Linked DNA regions of Homo sapiens: region 1 is linked to region 2. The links are chromatin contacts, found by Hi-C or POLR2A ChIA-PET in ENCODE. All regions are on one chromosome and are shown on one strand. Each heading gives the region's core, a stretch centred on a gene start or an enhancer-like site at or near the end of the contact. The rest is flanking DNA. Distances are from core to core; before and after follow the strand shown. Region 1 has its middle 16 kb from the start of MSANTD3. Region 2 overlaps INVS (inversin).

Evidence for each region. A loop is a pair of places that touch in the nucleus more often than their neighbours do. ChIA-PET counts read pairs that join two places held with the same protein, here RNA polymerase II (POLR2A). Pooled maps may share reads with other maps.
Region 1: a pooled map shows a loop between it and region 2 (2.0-fold over the local background). The contact joins two enhancer-like sites. A Hi-C loop is called at or near these places in 2 of 50 pooled maps. POLR2A ChIA-PET finds 5 or more read pairs at or near these places in 3 of 52 experiments (CD8-positive, alpha-beta memory T cell, WTC11 and activated T-cell).

What each region holds. Positions count from the first base shown.
Region 1 is chr9:100,409,696-100,413,447 of GRCh38, reverse strand. No RefSeq gene overlaps it. Among named protein-coding and RNA genes, the nearest start is that of MSANTD3, 16 kb to the left of the region's middle. RefSeq lists a silencer at 1,727-1,816. Within about 2 kb of position 1,712, at least 9 of the 41 ENCODE cell types and tissues checked have a DNase peak (open chromatin) inside an H3K27ac peak, as active enhancers do.
Region 2 is chr9:100,207,877-100,212,079 of GRCh38, reverse strand. The region is part of intron 3 of INVS (inversin); the gene reads right to left. Among named protein-coding and RNA genes, the nearest start is that of INVS, 110 kb to the right of the region's middle. RefSeq lists an enhancer at 1,991-2,040. Within about 2 kb of position 2,064, at least 4 of the 41 ENCODE cell types and tissues checked have a DNase peak (open chromatin) inside an H3K27ac peak, as active enhancers do.

The sequences.
Region 1 (3,752 bases), core at 463-2,962, 200 kb before region 2:
TGAGTAGCAGGCGGGTATTCCCTTAGGCTCCTTTTCTTGAATGAAAATATAAAACTTCACAAGAAGATGACTTTTGGCTTTTCTTATCTAGTACATGCACACAATTCCTCGAGAAGCAGCAATCATCTTATGACCACAAGGACAAAAGTCACATGCTGGGAGTGGTAAACTGAAAGATAGAAGGACCCTAAGCGCCTGAGAGCATTGTTGAGCTGAGCTGCCATGCACTCCCGCTGTGCGCTGCCTGCTCCTGGGCTTCTTTCCTCTCCTTTTCTTTGTGTGGTAAAATATACATAAAATTTACCATTTTAACCATTTTTTGGTTTTGTTTTGGTTTTGAGGTCTTGCTCTGTCGCCCAGGCTGGAGTGCAGTGGCGCGATCTCGGCTGACTGCAACCTCTGCCTTCCGCGTTCAAGCGATTCTCTTGCCTCAGCCTCCTGAGTAGCTGGGATTACAGGTGCGCGCCACCACGCCCAGCCAATTTTTGTATTTTTAGTAGAGACGGGGTTCCACCACGTTGGTCAGGCTGGTTTCGAACTCCTGACCTCGTGATCCACCCGCCTCGGCCTCCCAAAGTGCTGGGATTACAGGCGTGAGCCACTGCGCCCGGCCCATTTTAACCATTTTTAAGTGTACAGTTCAGTGGCATTAAGTGCATTCACATGGCTGTGCAACCATTTTCACCATCCATCCAGACGTTTTCATCATCCTCAACTCTGCACCTGTTAAACACTAACTCCTCATTTCTGCCCTACCTGCAGCCTCAGGTAACCATTATTCTATTCATCTGTCTTTGTGTATAATATTTGACTATTCCAGATACTTCATGTAACTGGAATCATACAACATGTGTTCTTTTGTGTATGTTTTTTTTCACTTAGCATAGTGTCTTCAAGGTTTGTCCATGTTGTAACTTGCATCAGAATTTCACTCTTTTTAAAGGCTGAATAAGGTTCCGTATATACCACATTTTGTTTATCATTTATACGGGGACATTTGATTTGTTTCCCCCGGGCTTTTGTTTGTTTGTTTTGTTTTTTCAGGGTTTTACTCTGTTGCCCAGGCTGGAGGGCAGTGGGGCGATCACTGCTCGCTGCAGCCTCAACCTCCCAGGCTCAAGCGATCCTCCAACCTCATGATAATGGTTATAATAGCACTTGCCATTTACTGGGCTTTTTCTGCGTACCAGGCAGTGCGCTAAGCCCTTGATACATACGACGTCATTTAATCTTCACAAAATCCCTGTGATGCACACAACTACAATCAACTACATTTGATACAGGTAGCGATTGAAACTTGGACAGATAACTTGCCCAAGGCCACACACAGTCACACCAGACACTGGAATCTGGATCTGTCTCACTGCAAAGCAGCAATTCTTGACCACTAAAGTAATTGAAAAAAAAAAAAAGCAAAATCAATAGACTCGATGTGAGCAGTAAAAGACGCATCGTGTGTAAACTAAGGTCAGTCTCTGACGGGTTCTCTTTGAGTACCCCCGGGACACCCACTAAACGGCCCCAAGAGCGCTAACCCCACAGAGCCCTAGAGGTTTTCCTGCTCCTATCCCATCCACGTTTTCCTCGTCACTGCAGTCTAAGCTTCGCGAGCTCCTCCCCTTCTTCGCCACTGGCTCCTCCTACGCAAGCGCACTGTGACCCGGAACTTGACTACCGTTCAGCGTGTCTCCCAGAGCTGCTGCGCTGGAGCTGAGGGAGCGCGCAGAGCGGGGCGGTTGGGCGGGGCCTCTGTGTAAGCTGCGGGGCTTCGCGGGCTTTGGGTTGGGGAATGAATGGCGTGGACCGTACTTGTCAAATGGAAGGAGTCGCAAAAATTTCGATTGCACAAGTGTTTCATCCATCCCTCCATTTACTCCAGAAGTCTGTACAATGTCAATGACTGCTGTGTGCTGGCACCCACCTGGCACAACGACTGTGCTCCCTGCGTACCCGCACTTGATGGATACAGCAGTTCATGAAGGAAATGGGGACTAGGGGATGTGAAAGATGTTCCTGGAACCTCCCTCCTTGCTCACAGCCCCCATTTCCCTATCCCCTCACCCCACCACCAAAATTCATATAGGAGATGTCGGTATCTAGCAGGAATGGCACCAGGTTGTCTCTAGGGTTACCATTCCATGCTCCTCTGTTATCCAGAGGACCCGTACTTACCCCATGCGCATTCATCTGAGGGTCATGTAATGGCCTTTTTTAGTGTCAATGTCCTCCTAAGACTGTATGATCTAGGATGGTAGAGACAAGGTCTTGCTCACACTTGAGTCCCCTGACAGTTGAATACCCAGATCCTAACGCAGAGTTTGGCCCAGGTAAGATTCAGATTTACCTCAATATAAGAAACACAAATGAGCAGCTACTCTGTACAGTAGGCTATGTGATATATAGCATACAAAAATAGGCTAAGTCCGCTTTCTAGGAGCTCACAGTCTAGGAGGGTTGGAACGCTTTTCATAAGATAAGGTGAGGAAAGGGGGCACTCAACAAAGGAGCAAATAGCTAGGGATGGGGACTGTCGAAGGCAGACCATTGATCCTTAACGCTGGTCCCCAGGGACAGAGAAAGAGAAAAGGGAGTGGGGGAGGGAGGGGAAGAAAAGTAGTAATTTTGTTTTGCTTGCTTATTTGTATTTTTGTGCCAAACTATTTTTTTTCTATTATGTTTTCTCAAAAGTTGAATATTTTCTCACATCTGCAGCAACCTGGGCCATTATTGCATAAATTCCTCTTTCCTCAATGTCTGCTTCATGTCAGTCCTCTAACCTCTCTCTCCCAGTTCTTCCTCCTGACACCTACCACTCCTCTGATTGCTTAACAAGTGTTAAATTGTAGAAATGGTTTCTGTTCTCATTGTTCAGCTTCACAACCACTTTATTTCTAGAACATATGGTCTCTAACTCATTAAGAAATAGCCGAACTGACCGGGTGCGGTGGCTCACGCCTGTAATTCTGGCACTTTGGGAGGCCGAGTCGGGCGGATCACGAGGTCAGGAGATCGAGACCATCCTAGCTAACACGGTGAAACCCTGTTTCACAGGCTAAAATACAAAAAATTAGCCGGGCGTGGTGGCGGGCGCCTGTAGTCCCAGCTACTCGGGAGGCTGAGACAGGAGCATGGCGTGAACCTGGGAGGCAGTACTTGCAGTGAGCCGAGATCACGCCACTGCAATCCAGCCTGGGCGACGGAGCAAGACTCTGTCTGAAAAAAAAAAAAAAAGAAAAGAAATAGCCAACTATCTATCTATATACACCATTTTATAATTTCCCAATTCCAAAAAGCTTTTCATTTATCCAGTTTTTTGTTTTTGCTTTTTTTTTTTTTTTTTTTTGAGACAGAGTCTTGCTCTGTTGCCCAGTGCAGTGGCATGATCTCACCTCACTGCAACCTCCACCTCCCGGGTTCAAGCGATTCTCCTGCCTCAGCCTCCTGAGTAGCTGGGATTACAGGCACGTGCCACCACACCCAGCTGATTTTTGTATTTTTAGTAGAAATGGGGTTTCACCATGTTGGCCAAGCTGGTCTCAAACTCCTGACCTTAGATGATCCACCTGCCTTGGCCTCCCAAAGTGCTGGGATTACAGGCATGAGCCACCGTGTCCGGCTCCATCCATCCAGTTTTATAAGCAAGCATAGTAATCTGGTAGATTTATTTGACACTATCCCCACCCTTACATTCTCATATCCAATATATTATCAAGTTTTGTCAATGTTATGTCCCGCACATTTCTCAAACCTGT
Region 2 (4,203 bases), core at 815-3,314:
ATAAATTCACTGAGCTACAGAAATAAAATGAAATCTGCATTGCTTTTTCCACTGACCGACATTCTTCCTCTTTACTTAAACTTCTGATTGTCAAGGCTTAATTCTGTGTTTTATTGCTAAAATTTCTAAGTACTTAACAAATATGATGAGAACCACATCACTAACCTGCCATCTTAAGCAAATCTTTAAAAATATATTTTTTAGTTATTTGACAATTCTGTAAGCAAAGGCTAAGAATGTGCTCCAAAGACAGAATAGGAGCTTTATTTGCTATTTTCCAAGTTTAAGATGTTCATCCATCTGGCAGAGCAGCTAGACAATACATCAGCCAAGAACATCTCTCTGGCTTGAAATAGTTCTGGCTCTCAAAGAGGATTTGACTGAGGGAAAGGCAACATCTTTAGTTGCTCTAAGGCTGAACTCTTCTAATATTTCCCCCCAATGCCTTCTCCAAGCCTTGGCTCCATCCACTAACTTGGTTTCCATAGGAATAGACAGAGCTATCAAGTGGCACGGAGTCAAACAGCACAAATGAGAGAAGGAGAAAATGTTACTGTCAAAAAAAGGCTTTTCTCTATGAGAGGAAATTATGGAAAGGTATTCTTGACTCTGAGGCTTCCTTATCCAATGCCAGATTTTTCAGGTGCTCTTCCTGACTAATATAGCCTATTTTATTTAGATTATTATGAAAATTAATGCCTTCATTGGAGAGCCTTTTATATATAGGAAACTAACCAAAAATAAATATTGAAAAAAGTTATAAAATGCTGGGATGCTTATTTCCACAAGGATAATTCTGTTGTGCTTGTGAGGTACTCTGATTTATTTAGAGTGGTGCTTTAAATTGGTACAACCTTTTAGGATGATTATAAAGTATATTTGGTTTCTCACAGTTGGTATTTTATTTAAGGACAACATTTTTTTTTTGTCTTAAACTCTAGCAAAAGAAGTTCTCAAACTCTAGCATGCATCAAGATCGTCTGGAGGGCTTGAAAACACATAGGCCCTCCCGCAGAGTTTGTCATTCACTGGTGTAGGGGCCAAGAATCTGCATTTTGTAGCAAGTTTCTGGGAAGTGCTGCTGCTGCTGGTCTAGAATCCTAAACTTTGAGAACCACTGTTGAAACAAAGAACCTAATCTAGGAGTTCTCAATCCTTAGGAGCTTAAAAAAAAAGTCTGTTCCCATCCTAGATCAACAAAATCAGAATTTCTGGGACTTTGGAATTAATATTTCTTAAATTTTCGGTAGGTGATTCAAAAATGCAACCGGGATTGAGAAGCACTGACCTAATTAAACCATTCATTCAACATTCAATGGTTATTTTTGATGTAATTACTCTGTATCAGACTCCATGCTAAGAGTTGGGGAAGCTTTATACAGATGTACGCTTGTATGCAATGCAAAATTATAAGCAAGGAAGGGTAAATGCACAAAAAGGATACAAAAACAGAACACAAAGACAGGATAGATGATGTACTTAAAAGTCATTCCTTGTGACTTCCCCAAGATGTCCTTGTGAAGAGGGGAAGGGGTTAGAACAGAATGACTTCATGAAAGAGATGGCAGTTGAACAGGATCTTAACTTAGGATTACTAACACTTTGACACTCCTCAATGTCTCCATCTTGTTCCTGCTCCCAATTTCTTTGATATGGAGGGCAATAAGTATTTTCTGAATTTTATGTAAAGTGCTATATAAAGACAGCTTCAAATCTTACTCCCACTCCTTCCAATCAATTTGTCCCCATAAGCTCCTCCTATATGCATATTCTGAAGCCAACATTAGTAAGTTGTGTATATCATGTCTCTTGGATCCACTTATTACATGCTCCAATAACCCCCACACTATCCCTCCCTTTGACCGTAATAGAAAGTGAAACCATATGCAATGCTATTCACTGCTGTCATACAATGAGATCAGTTCTATGATAGAGGTAAGGACACACGGTAGTAAGAACTCTGTAGAGGGGCACCTAACCCAGCCTTGAGGGGTCAGTAGAAGCTTATTGGAGAAAACAGTGCCTGAGCTGCATGTTGAAAGTATATGCAATTAAGCCAGCTTAAAGTAGGAAGGAAGCTGAATGTGCGACGGCATTGTGTGTGGAGGATGAAAAAGAGGTGACTAGAATGAAAGCTTTAAAAACACAGTATGTCTGAGGATAGAGTAGAACTGGAGACACAGGACACTGAAGCCCAAAAGATAAGCAAGAACTCGATGACGAAAAGTGCAGGGTCAAGGAGTTTGGGCTTTTCCTTTCAGTCTTCTGAAGCAGTACTGAAGGATTTTTTTTTTTTTTTTTTTTTTTTTTGAGACGGAGTCTCGTTCTGTTGCCCAGGCTGGAGTGCAGTGGCGCGATCTCGGCTCACTGCAAGCTCTGCCTTCCAGGTTCATGCCATTCTTCTGCCTCAGCCTCCTGAGTAGCTGGGACTACAGGCGCCCACCACCACGCCCGGCTAATTTTTTGTATTTTTAGTAGAGACAGGGTTTCACTGTGTTAGCCAGGATGGTCTCGATCTCCTGACCTTGTGATCCTCCCGCCTTGGCCTCCCAAAGTGCTGGGATTACAGGCATGAGCCACTGCACCCGGCCAGTACTGAAGGATTTAAGTAAGGGAGGGACATGAGAGAGGTCTCAGCCAGAACACTCCCACACCCAAAGGCAAATCACTGAATTTTTCCTAGCCTCTGTTTCCTCCCACATGAAAAATAAGGAGGGTGGATTCTGATCTAAAGCCCACCCAGCTTAATGTCCTTTGACTCTATGATTCTAATTCTAAAAGGCAGAAGACCTGCTCCCTATAGCTACTTCAAAACTAAATGTTTTTTATTCTAACTGACTCAACAATGACTTAATTTCTAATAATTTTTATTTTCCTTAACCACAGGGTAACAGTTTTTACATCCATTTCCTTTTTCCCAATACTGCACAAGTAATTCATTTTCCTAGCATATTGATGTTCGCTTTAGGGGATCCAAAAATGCTACTCCATGGGGAGGCAGTACGGTGTAATAAAATGAGAATGGATTTTGGAACCAGTCAGATCTGGGCACTTCATTGGCTATATTATTAATAACTGTGAGCAAGTTACTTCTCAAAGCCTCAGATTTCCCATTGGTAAAAAAGAAAAAAAAGTGACCAGTGCACAGCGAGTACTCAACAAATATTGGTTTCTTTCTCAGATACCATCATTGCTCTCCTCTCATCATAAAAGTAGTATCTGTAAACAAAACAGCTTTCATTTGCTCCTAATGTTCTCATTGTTTGATGTCCATGATAATCTGTGTAGCCTGTTCTTCTTACTGACCCTGACCAGCCTTCTCAGTGACACTGCAAGCAAAGTTATTAAAACATCATATTTTAATATTAAACTCAGAAGCTAAATGCAACAAATTTTGTTTAACTCCTGGTTCCTTTGAAGCACCCCAAGTCTTGTAGGCTCCATCTTTAGTTTTCCAACAATGTACCTTAGTTTTATTGATCCTAGCATGCAGTTTAGAAAAATCAATTCACCTACTCTGCGAAGATGTGTGCCTTTGGGGGACCTGTTTCAAACAACTGATTGAATCCATCTTTTGCCTTCTCTACTTCAGTTCCACACTATGGATGGGATTTCTTAGATGGTGGGAAAAGACAAATATACAGACAAATGTGTAAGTAAATTCGATTATACTAAAAAACCTTTAATGAACCTCATTCAGACCATGCATTAAAGGGTTTAATCAAATGCTGACCATAACTAGTAATCTGACTTAGTAACTATTATCCATTTTCAAAATGGTAGCCTAAATCCTCACAGTGAGTGCTTGAATTCAAAATTGTATCTTCTAGTTTCAAATTTAGCCATCTTTAAAAAATTATATCAAAACATACCTCCATCTGCAAGTCAATCCCTGAACTCTATACTGCTCTTCATCTGTCTGCCACCATTTTAGACCTTTTTATTTGAAACTAAGAGAAGCAACCGAGTTGAGAAAGCATAATGCTACAGCTTGGTGGCTGAAGTGAGGAATAAAGATTTGCAGATTAAAGACTATTTTAGTTGTGTCAATCTGTAGTTTATGCCAGGGTAGATGTCCTGTTTGTTATAGCTATGTTTTAACTGTAATCTAACTATTCTTTCAAGTGCAAGCACACTACAATTCTGAAATCAATATTTTAGTATCTCCCTCAAGCCCTTTGTGGACCAAATGGAAATAAACAA